2 separate regions of the Homo sapiens genome follow, and region 2 is linked to region 1. A link is an interaction called in ENCODE POLR2A ChIA-PET data of the cell type or tissue named here. Cell type or tissue: A673. All regions are shown on one strand. Links, peaks and the distances in the headings refer to the core of each region. The heading gives the core; the rest is flanking DNA. Region 1 has its middle 280 kb from the start of LINC01630. Region 2 overlaps MRO (maestro).

Region 1 (6,510 bases), core at 941-4,940:
AAATGTGAATATCACGATAATGTCAGAGAAAAGACAAAGACTCTACGGTAAGTACGGAAAAGTATAGAGCAAGACAAAAATTATTTCAGCTGAGGGTTCAGTGGTAGGATGTATTCATATAAAGATAAAAGGAGAGGAAGAGATTTTTGCATTAAGAAATGGCAAGCACAAAATAAAGAAGTCTGCAAGAAGAGACTGAATGGGGAACACAGAGTAGGAGAGCAGACATAGTGAGCAAGGCTGCTGCAAGCTTAGGTGAGAGCCATATGTCAGGCAGCTTTGCATGGCAGGTTAAAGAGTTTCAGTTCAGCTGGGCGCGGTGGCTCACGCCTGTAATCCCAGCACTTTGGGAGGCCGAGGCGGGCGGATCACGAGGTCAGGAGATTGGAGATTGCAACCATCCTGGCTAACACGGTGAAACCCCGTGTCTACTAAAAAATACAAAAAATTAGCCAGGCGAGGTGGTGGGTGTCTGTAGTCCCTGCTACTCGGGAGGCTGAGGCAGGAGAATGGCGTGAACTCGGGAGGCGGAGCTTGCGGTGAGCCGAGATCCCGCCACTGCCCGCCAGCCTGGGCGACAGAGCGACTCTGTCTCAAAAAAAAAAAAAAAAAAAAGAGTTTGAGTTCAGTAGGATTCTACATACTTTTGAGTAGACAGATAAGCTGATCTTTAGAAAGACCTGTGTTTCAAAAGATTAGCACATAATGCCAACATATAAGATGGACTGACGGGGGGCAGAGAAAGGAGATAGAGGATTTGGTTAAAAGGCTATCCTATAGGCCCCGGAATGAATAGGACTTTATAAACTGACATTTATTGTTATCATTTTGGAACATATCAAAATCCGTTCCTCAAAATTAAAAAAAATCTAAGCATATATAATTCACCAGATCTGAAAAGAATGTGTTAAGGGTTACTAAAAGTGACTGAGAGCAGGAAGAAATGATGCAAGAAGTGAAGAGCAGAGCCATGGAGAAGTGGGGGTAGGGGGGCAGCTATTTCAGAATGTACCAGCATTTCCTGAAGGTGAGAGATATGCCCAGGAGAGCAGATACTAGATTCTTTGTTTACGACACTGGATGTGGGAACAGGTTTAAGCAGAGATGCTGGCAGAAGCTGTCACAGAATGAATTTGGTAGAGGAAAGCAGGGGACAGGGACCTCATCCAGAATTGTACCTTCAACAAGGTGGCTATAGTTAATGACGATATAGTCTCAAAAACTGCAGAGAGAGTGGATAAGTGTTGTCACCACAACAATGATAACTATGTGAGGTAATAAATTTGTTAGCTAGATGTAAGCATTCCAGAATGTCTGTATACCTCAAAACATTAATGTTGTACATGATGCTTACACTGTCAATTTTTGAAACACATTAAAACTTAAATTTAAAAAATGAAAAAAATTGTACCTATGAGCCACATTTGCAAGAATTTATCTTTTCTGCAGCATCACAGATTGCATTGTAAATATCTGCTAGTCAGCCCCTCTCCCATAAAGAACACTCCTCCCCAGATTAAAAGGGCTTCCTGCAAATAGCCAGCCCAGGGATTCAATGATAACCAAGAAAAATGAGACCAAGTACTAAATAAACATAAAGGTACTTTAAGAATAAATGAAGCAAAAGAGCATCAAAACTGCTAACAAAGGATGAATATTGACTGGAAAAAAATGTTTCCATAGAGTAGAAAAACATTGTGACCAAATATTTTACTGCACATTGAAAGAAAAACATACACAAAGTATCACCTCTACAAATAAAGAATTAAAAAAAAAAGTAAGAATGCAAGAAAGAGATGGCAAGATAATATGAGAACACAAAGTATGAGGGGTCACATCTTAGAAAGTAGAAAAATAGCCATCAAAGAAACGAAAACAAAATTGTAAGAAACACAGTGGATGACATGTTTCATGAAAAACACAATAAAGGACATAGAGGAAGAAATGAGAGAAATTGTAAAAATAAATGTAATTTTTAAAAATATGTAGAGGCATATATATTTTGCTGTAATTAGAAAAGAATGGCAAAGGAGATTCAACATTGGCATAATTGGTGTCTCTAAGATGAAAATTTTTAAAAATGGAAAAGTGAAAAAAAAATTTAAGGCCGGGTGCAGTGGCTCATGCCCATAATCCCAGCACTTTGGGAGGCAAAGGTGGGCTGATCACCTGAGGTTGGGAGTTCAAGACCAGTCTGACCAAAATGGAGAAACCCCATCTCTACTAAAAAAGAAAAAAATACAAAATTAGCCAGGCATTGTGGTCCATGCCTGTAATCCCAGCTACTTGGGAGGCTGAGGCAGGAGAATCGCTTGAACCCAGGAGGCGGAGGTTGCAGTGAGCCAAGATTGTGCCGTTGCACTCCAGCTTGGGTAACAAGAGTGGAACTCCGTCTCAAAAAAAAAAATGTAATTTAATAAAATTTTATCTAAATAAAAATGACTTAAAGGCTGGGTGTGGTGGCTCACGCCTGTAATCCCAGCACTTTGGGAGGCCGAAGCAGGTCAATCACTTGAGGTCAGGAGTTTGAGACCAGTCTGGTCAAAAACATGGTGAAACCTTGTCTCTACTAAAAATTCAAAAATTAGCCTGGCATGGTGTTAGGTGCCTGTAGTCCCAGCTACTTGGGAGGCCGAGGCAGGAAAATTGCTTGAAGCTGGGAGGCAGAGGTTGCAGTGAGCTGAGATCACGCCACTGCACTCCAGCTTGGGCAACAGAGTGAGATTACATTAAAAAAAAAAAAAAATGACTTAAATAGCTATGTCAAAAGTTCACACCACATGATAGAAAACATAGACCTAGAATGATCAATACTGAAATATAACCAAGTAAATCTGTGAGGTGTAAATATTTTAAAACATTTTCAAAAGTTCGTATAAAGGAATTAGTCAGTTCTCAAATTCCTCTACAGCAGAATTTCATGTCAAAGTGTAACAGTGAAAATCTTAAAAAAAAAAAAGTCAAGGAGAGAAAATATGTTATGAATTTTCTATGCGGCAAAACTGTCCAAGTATACAAGCTATAGACTATTAAAAGGAAAACTTTAGGCAAATTAAATTTAACAGAGTTTAACTGAGCAGAGAACAAATTGAGAATCAGCCAATCCCTCTCCCCACAGCCAGAATAGATTCAGAATGACTCTGGCGTTGTCACTCGGCTAGAGAGGATTTATGGACAGAAAACAGAACCAAAGTGCTGAAATAGCTGGGATTGATTACAGCAGGCATTTGCCCTATTTGAACATAGTTTGAACAGTTGGTCATCCTTGATTGACCAAAACTCTGTTATTGGTACAAGAATGGATAGTCAGTTTACATATCCAGTTAGGTTACAGTTCACTATGTACGAAGAAACCTTTGGGCCAAACTTAAAACATGTAACAGGCAGCTTTAAGCTAAACTTAATTTAACAGTACAAAAATTATGAATATTCAGGAACTAAGGAAATGCAGTTTTTATGAGCCCTTTCTGATGAATCTTTTAGAGGATAAACTTATGTTAGCTGAGGGATAACTAGGAAGATTAAAACAAAAGGCAGGAAACATTGAATATATTTCACTCTAGAATTAACACTAATACAAACTTGGAGATTAGAGAAATGAATTCTAAGTCTCATGTGTTCAGACCATGTAGGAGTGCTATAACTAACAAACAATTGAAGGATGTTAGAAAGAAGATGAGTAGTAGAATAGTTTTGCTGACAGTTCCACTAAATATTAGGCAAAGGCCATTTTTTAAAATCGAAGGTATTAGGAGAATTGGCATACTTAAGTGTACAAAGATAAACATTAAGAAAGATAATATTGTTACCTAAAACATAGGTGGTCAGAGAAGAGGAAATGTGCTAATTTTATCATTGTTCAGAATAATAAATTAATATGTATGGTTTAAAGAAACAAAGAACAAAGGGGATTATGTACAATTATACATAACATTTTTCTATATCAGAATAAATATACCCAAAAATTCAAGCAAAAAAAATACTACACAATAAAAGAAAATCTCAGAAAAAAGAGAGAAAAAAAAACACAAAACTAGGCTGGGTGTAGTGGCTCACACCTATAATCCCAGCACTTTGGGAGGGCAAGGCAGGCGGATCACTTGAGGTCAGGAGTTCGAGACCAGCCTGGCCAACATGGTGAAACCCTGTCTCTACCAAAAATATAAAAAATTAGCTGGGTGTGGTGGTGCACTCCTGTAATCCCAACTACTCAGGAGGCTGAGGCAGGAGAATTGCTTGAACCAGGGAGGCAGAGGTGGCAGTGAGCCAATGTTGTGTCACTGCACTCCAGCCTGGGTGACAGAGCAAGACTCCTTCTCAAACAAAACAAAACACAACAAAAAACAAAACCAAAAAAACCCCATAAAACTAAATGGTAGATATAAGATGAACGTATTTCTTATATTAATTGATGAAGGGAACTTAACTCATTTCTCAGAAGAAGGAATTTCGAAGTGGATCAGAAAAACAAACCAAACTGTATGGTATATAGAAAACATAAGACAAAGTAATTCTGTAAAATTGAAAATTAGAGGTTTGAGTAAAGTTGTGCTAAAAAATGCAACAAAACAAAAAACAAAGCCAACCAACCAAACAAAATAAGATAAAAACTGACGAAACAAAATAAAACAAACAAGAAAAGAAACAAGAAAAAAAAGTAAACAAGCAAGAGTCTTAACATTAAAAATAGTAGAATTTAGGCAAAAATAAGGATTTAATATAACGAAAGGCAGTTTTATCCTATAGTGTGCACCTCATGAGTCTTTAATAATTATGCTTATCTACACATCAAATACCAATGGCACTCACGTTATAAAGTACAAATTACAAGAGATAAATAAAAAGGAAAGAAGAAACACAAGCACTAAGGGACTTTAATTCACCTCTTTCAATCTTTGATAGAGGAAGTGGAACATTGTGGGAAACAAAATAGTATGATTCACAGGTAGATAAGATGGATGTATCTCAAACTATACTTTGAAAATAGAGAACGCACATTTCTTCCATGTTTCTAGGGGATATTTAAAAAACTTAACTATAGAATAGGTCAATAGAGAAAAATCTCAATATGTTCCAGGAGGTAATGCAGACACAGTCATTTTTCACAATGTAATAAGAATAAAGCTTAACAACAAAATCAAATAATAAAATGTGCCTTCTAACTGGGATTTTTTAAAAGTTCTCTTATTCAACTTCTCCAGCAATAATGTCATATAATCAAAATATCATAATTTCTTAACAATAATTAATACACAGTGATTCAAACAACTTGACATGTAAAATATAGGCAAAGAAGTGAGGAAAAGAAAATTCACAGTTTTAAATATTTATATCAATAAGTATGCATGAATAAAATAAGTTAGATATCCAATTCAAAAAGTTAGTAAAACAGCAATAAACTACACTGAGGAAAAGCATAAAGAAGAAATTATTGTAAGTAAAATTGGAAATTAATCAATTGGAAAACTGAAAATCACAAACTTAAGCTACTTCCAAAAGCTGGCACTTTACAAAATAATAGAATAAATAAGGTAACAGGTAATCTAAACAAAGAGAAAAATATCTATTTCAGGAGAAGAGACAGGTAAGCAAAATATATAAAATAAGAAAATGAAAAAGGGAAATAACTACATAATTATAGAAAAATTTAAATCTACCTATGTTTTACCCAACTTCATGTAAATAATTTTGAAAATTTCATTTAAGTCAGTTATTTTCTAGGAAAAATAATTGATCAAAATTGACCCCAGAAGAGATAAAACTTATAATTTTGTTAATTTGAACAGAAGAAATAGGTAAACACACTAGATTCAGTTTTTCATATAGAGGAATTCAATCAAATCTTTAAAGAACATTTCAATTCTTCAAGAACAAAAATAAAAAAATCCATATTTTTAATGAAGTGAATAAACTATTGCTGTCAAAGCCTGATAAAGACTGTACTGAAAAGAAAGTTATAGAAAAATACCACATATGAAGATTAACTATCCCAAGTAAATCACAAATAAGCAGAATTCAGTACCTCATTAAAAGATTCATATATCTGAGGAAATAGATTTATTTTCTAGGAATGCAAGGTCCTCAGTATTAGAAAAATGAAATAATGTACCATTATAATTGACTGAAGGAGCAAAACAGACACTGAAAATGTTGATAACATTCAACAATTATTATTGCTCAAAACAGCAAAAAATATCAATTTTCAACGTAATAAAATATACCTATCTTAGCCCAAAGTCAACGGTATGTTTAATGAGGGAAATACTAGAGATAATTCCTCTGAAGTCAGAAACTAAACATGATTACATAATTACTAGGTAACATTAGTTACTGCTGGTATTCACCAACACAATTAGAAAAGAAATTAGAAAGCTAGAAACAAAAAATAAACCTATGAAAAGTTGGAGTTGATATGATGAATAATCTAAGGTAAGAAACAGAAATACGCAACAAAGAGTAAGAATATTCAATAAAATAGTGGAGTAAAAAAATAGCACACAGAAATTCATA
Region 2 (6,121 bases), core at 2,122-6,121, 880 kb before region 1:
CCACTTGGGAGGCTGAGGAAGGCGAATTGCTTGGACCTCGGAGGCGGAGTTTGCGGTGAGCCGAGATAGCGCCACTGAACTCCAGCCTGGGCAGCAGAGTGAGACTCTATCTCAAATAAATAAATAAATTGAGATCTGTGTTAACATCTTATTTCATTCCCTCCATCCTCCACCTTGTATAAATAGGCTCCAATCATGAGTGGCTACCATGTAAACAGGAACACTCCATTTGGGAGTAATGGTCCACAGTTTACATGGACTGTCTCATCTGATCATCAGAGTAACTTGTGCTGTGGGTTTTACCTCCACTTGACAAATGAAGACCCCAAGGCTCTGAGAGGTTATGTGACTTGCTCAAGATAACCAGCTAGTAAATGATAGAGTCAGACTATGAAGCCGGGTCTTCTGATACCAAATGTAGTGTCCTTTCAGCCCGCATGATGTCACATTTGAGAATTGAGCTTCTCTCCTCTTCCAGCGGCTGGTTATATCTGCTGATGCAGTCAGGCAGGCAGGTTGAAAAGCTTTGGATTTCTGATTGCATTTTTGCTGTGGCAGAGGCATGTGCCTCTAGCAGTGTCGCTTAGGAAATGACATTTTTAACTCTCTGATCCGCATTTCTGAAAAACATTTCCTTCTTGCGGGAGACATTTGGGCCATTACCTGGTTAACATTTGCAAACTGCTGTAGGAAATTCATCTGCTTGAAAGGAACATGATTAATAGCATCACCCTTGGAAAAAGAAGGTGGGGTGTTAATTATTAACAAGAGCTTGCTTAAAAGATACAATACAGAATTCTTAACAGAGCTGTTGGGAATATTAGGATGGAATGAACAGGGCCTATTGAAACCATCTCTAGAGCATAAAAATGCACTGCTCCCGCTCTGAGCAATCACAGCACCCCAAAGGGCCGAGAGGGAAAGAACCACTTGCTATTCTCATTGCTATGATTCTTATCTGTATTAAAATTCCAAAACCTATCAGGTGACAGATTCCTACTTGGTCAAAATGCCAGCATTTGCAACTCGAAGAATTCAACCAATCTTTACTGAACACCCATGTCAGGCAAGGCTCAAAGCCACATTCTTGGAGAACTAATAAAGGATACGGAGGCTACCTCCAGGACTGGTGGATCAGGGTAATGCTCAAATTACCAATGGACCTGTCTGAAGACCTGGGCAGCTTCAAGAAGAGAAGAAATAATGTCTGGAGAGTTTGTTAGGAATGAGGAACAAAAATAACATTTCCTGAGCACCTTCTATGTACCAAGCACTCTGCCAAGTGCTCAGTGTGACTTAATTGAATCTTTGCAGCCCAGCAATTCTATACATTGGGTTATTGTCTCCATTTCACATATCAGCACACTGAGGCTTGGTGCGCTGACTTGCCCACACTTGGCTAAATGGCAGAGCCAGGCTGCATTCTTCCAGCAGCTCTGCTCTACCTCTGAAGAAGAGGGCATTTGGAGTCAGTCCAGGGAATGGCTGATAGAACCAAGGAACTGGAAAGTATTCCAGACAGTAGGAATCGAGGAAGCATCATGGGAAATTCTAGGTTGGTGTTTATTATAAGGAATCTTAGAAGTCTGGCTTGGGAGCCTTAACTCCCAAGTGCTTAACTTGGTAAATAATAGGTGCCTTTGCATATCAAATCATCCCTCCTCAGTAAATTAGGATGTGTTGGCTTTATCTAGAACCCAGGGTTTTCCTGAAACCATTTAACATGTAAATAAAGGAACAAAATATTTACTCTACTGTGGTCAGACAAAATTAATGTAAGTTCAGTCACATAAATAAAATGATAATCAATCATAAGTCATTTTATTTGTTATCAAGTTATATTATCAACAGGTTATTGTCATCAACAGATTAAAACAAAATGTCTCAAAAAGACAAAGGCAAACACATACTATTGAGAGTAAACAATGACCGTCCCAGGCTTTCCAAAGCATATATATCACTTACACTCATGGACTTTTTTTTCATTTTAAAAGGGCATTTTGCATGTGTTTTATAACTATGAAAGTAATACATGCTCATTGCAGCAAACTTAGAAAATGCAGAAATGCACAAATATCTGTCTTCTGTACAACACTAACTGCTAGCTACCCTACACAGCTGTTGTTTCTCGCTTTCAAAACATTCTAGTGCTTTTTTATAACGTGTGAAGCGTTCCCCCAATTAAGTGGTCTATTAACTGGAAGTTCACAGGCTTCTGCTCTCATTCAGTAGCAGAATTGGTCACACCTGTTAGATTCTCAGCCTCCTCCTTTGTCATTTTCTCTCCTCTCTCTCCACCACTTCCCTCTCCCCTTTAAGAAAGACCTATCTCAGCCAGGAGCGGTGGCTCACGCCTGTAATCCCAGCACTTTGGGAGACCAAGGTGAGCAGATCACTTGAGGTCAGGAGTTTGAGACCAGCCTGGCCAACATGGTGAAACCCCGTCTCTACTAAAAACACAAAAATTAGCCAGCCATGGTGGCAGGCACCTGTAATCCCAGCTACTCAGGAGGCTGAGACAGGAGAATCGCTTGAACCCAGGAGGTGGAGGTTGCAGTGAGCCGAGATCGTGTCATTGCACTCCAGCCTGGGTGACAGAGTGAGGCTCCATCTCAAAAATAAAAATAAAGAAAGAAAGACCTATCTCATGAGCACCAGAGACACAGGGACCAAGCAAAGCTCTACCCTGGGCACTTAGCATGAGGGTCGGGGCACTTGAACATTCCTTTTTTCTTTCTTTCATTCAACTGCTCAATAAGGTTCAAAATTAATGTTCAAAATTAAGAAATGTCAAAACATTACCTTTGGGTTGGCATTCAGATAAACGTGGGGAAGGGGAAACTTGAAATGCACAAGCATAAAAGTAACCTGTACATTGGTTATAAGGAATGAAATTGGTGACCCTCATTTGTCAAAATGGGCTCCTCCCAGTAAGGAATGACAGCTTCAGATGACTTTCTGACATTTTTCCCCCTAATCAACATTCATTTACAGAGTACTTTTGCAGTCACCGGGGAGATACAATGATGTACAAGATACAGCCCTGCCTTCTGTAGTTTCAATCTAACAGGATAAAAAAAAAAACATAAAGCCATATACAAAAAAAAACTTTTCAGATAAGATATAAGTGGTATAATATTGCTAGAATGTTCTGGGAATTCAGAGACTTGAGCTCTCCCCTGATTGGGGGGATCAGGACTTTGACCTAGGCATTGGAGTACAGATAAGAGATACACGTGAAATGTGTGTGTGTGTGTGTGCATGTGATTCCAGGTGGGTGTGTACAGGTGAGCAGGGAGGGGACTCAACACAGAAATAGCAGACTGAGCAAAGGTGAGGGGGTATAGGAGAACAAGACATGTTGAGAGAAGAGAAAGGACCCAAACTTGTCTGAAGCAAAGAGAGTAACAGAAGAAAACGAAGGTTGAAAGCCTGAAATGGCAGACTGGACATTGGACTTTATTCCCTCTACAATTTGGAATCATTTAGTCATTCAGCAAATGTTCCTTAATCACATGGCCAGGCTCTGTGGTAGGTATGGTGAGAAACAGAAACAAACAAACAAAAAAACATAGTCCCTTGCTCTTGCCACCAAATTTCATGATAACATAAATTTCTGGAAATAGAATTTAAACTCAAAGAGGACTTATGAAGAGCAAAACAAAATTAGCCAAGACAACAGTTAATAATAAGGAATCTTCTCTGGTTACTTATTGCAGTGTGACAAATTATCCCAAAGGTTAATGACTTAAAACAACAATCATTTGATTCTTTGTTCATGCTTCTGCAACTGACACAGGCTTGATGGAGACGCTCGTCTCTTTTCCGTATGGTGTCAGCTGGAGTAGCTTCAACAGCTCGGGTCTGGCTGGAAGGGACAACTTGTGTCATGTGTCCGGGCCTCAGACTCTGCTGTGGGTTGGGTGTCTCCGTTCTCCTTCACATGGTGATCTCAGGCACTCTCATTTGTTCCTGGTAGTTCAACTCCTTATGTGGCAGCTGGCTTCCCCCACAATTCAAACGAGGAAACTGCCAGGGTTTCTATGCCCGGCACAGTGCCATTTATCACAATCTCCTGATTAAAGCAAGTCACAAAGGCAGCCCAGATTCAAACAGAAGGGACTAAATAAAGACATGAGTATCAGGAGGCATGACTCATTGGGGGCCACCAAAATAAAAGCCTACCATTGAATCTTAAAGTCAAATAATCCAACCGCATCTTCCACAATTTTAACCGACAGAGGGACATTAACTGCATAGGTTTTTCTACTCCAGAGCACGTAACCCCACCCATCTCACCCTATCCCCACCTTTTTGAATGCCAGCCACATGCAGCCATTTCTCAGACCACTCACTGATCACTTAATGGAACTGCATCAAGTTTAAACCAACCTTGCAACAAAATTTCAAAGAGGCCAGCATCCGGGGAGTGGGTGCTAGGGAGGGGCAGGGGGCTTACAGCTCAGAACCACCCATTTGCTCGTGAGCCTGTGTCCCTCCTAAAATCTCTTGCTGTCATGTTCTTCAGATTCAGAACAGGAAGGAAGAAAATCCATTCCTGCCTGGCACTTGCCACTCTGTCTGCCATCTCCCACATCCTCATCTCGCCTAGGTCTCTCCTCATCCCCGCATCTGTGTCACACCACCCTGTCCCTGGGAGCTACAGCAGAAAATTGAGTTCCTCATTCTCAGAATGCCACTTAAGATCCAGCTATAGCTTTTATAATCCCCCGTGTTTTAAATTGTCTTGAACAAAACGCTCCGGGTGTGGCCTGGATACTGAATTCAGGGGTGGTACCAGAGTTTCTATAGAAGCTTGGGATGCAATCTGGTTAGAGGGAGGGTGAGAGGGACTTAGAGATTTTTCTTGTAATTTTTACGAGTGATGTGACTCCTTGGATAACTAGGATTGATCACCAAAATAATTGACATTAATAGCCAAAAAGTAATTAATAAAAACACTCAGCTCACATAAATTAATAAAAATGTATACTTAGTACATATAAAATCAAAAGTTAACTGGGCTTAGTAGAGGAGCAGAAGCAGAGATGTTTGCATTTGCTTTGTTTTTAACATTTCTAACCATCCATCAGTTATTCCATGGAAAGGCAGGATGGCATGATTATTGAGTATGGGCTCAAGAAGTCAGACCGTACATGTTTGAATTCCAGCTCCACTGTTTACTGAGTTATCTGGGGAAAGTTACCTAATTTCCCTATGTGTTAGCTTTCTCATCTATAAAATGAGAACAATAATAATACTTACTATCTCAGGGTTGTCGCAAGTATTAAATAGAACTTACAAAAAGCACTTTGACCGTGCCCACTGAATTGTAAGCACTCGGTGTTACCTACTATTGTTATCCCGTAAGTTATCATGAGCCTGAGGATTTTCAACACATGCTTTATAGATTTTTTTCTCTCTATTAATTCTTGTTTAGCATGATCTTGAAAGCAATGACTGTTTAAAATTATGAGAAGCCAAAGATGCCCCTGCAAGCCACCTTCTTGGTATCTTGGCCAACTTTAAATAAATCTTGGCAAGTAAAGGTATCAATAGCAAAGTATCAATAGCAAATACACTAAAAAAAAACAAAACAACAACAACAAAAAAACAAAAAAACGCTTAAGGTAACAAGTATTCTCCTAAGCCTCAGAAATTGAGTATTAAAAATAAAAGCTAGGTGACAGAGATGAACTTAAGAAAGAAAAAGCTGAGAAATAAGCACTGAATCTATATACACTTGGAATGTTTTAAAGAAAGTGTGTACCTGCTCATCAAATTTGTATGGGGAGGAAATGAAATAAGTGAAAGCAGTCTAGAATTTTACTTTAGATAAAATCATACAATTCCATGTATTATTTTTGCCTTTGATTGCTCTCCCAGCACCCTCTTTCCCATTACAATCCCAAGAGGCAAGCAGTGAGAAGAGGCATCCAGTGAGATAAAACAGGGGAACATGATGGCTCAGCAATGCACTCATACAGAACCATTTCCCTGCTGCTCTGCGCTTACAGAATTTTATTTGCGTAGAAGAACTGCAGGATCTCTGGATGATAGTGGCTCTGAAAGAAATTAGCAAAGGTACGCGTGAGGGCAGGATTCAACAAACTTCCTTGAC

What was found. ChIA-PET counts read pairs that join two places held together with the same protein. Peaks named below come from ENCODE experiments on the same cell type or tissue, not always from the same donor. Only the 100,000 strongest peaks of a DNase experiment are listed, where the experiment ranks them.
Region 2: POLR2A ChIA-PET joins it to region 1 with 5 read pairs; 2 of 35 experiments call an interaction of 5 or more read pairs at or near these places.

The regions. Positions count from the first base shown.
Region 1 is chr18:51,669,901-51,676,410 of GRCh38, forward strand. No RefSeq gene overlaps it. Among named protein-coding and RNA genes, the nearest start is that of LINC01630, 280 kb to the left of the region's middle. In A673, for the core only: no CTCF peak of the experiment used is centred there; no DNase peak of the experiment used is centred there; H3K27ac peaks cover 1,414 bases.
Region 2 is chr18:50,793,326-50,799,446 of GRCh38, forward strand. It overlaps MRO (maestro), which reads right to left. Exons shown (of 8, transcript NM_031939.6): 8 at 1,805-6,065. The coding sequence ends at 6,012. Among named protein-coding and RNA genes, the nearest start is that of MRO, 24 kb to the right of the region's middle. In A673, for the core only: no CTCF peak of the experiment used is centred there; no DNase peak of the experiment used is centred there; H3K27me3 peaks cover 3,479 bases.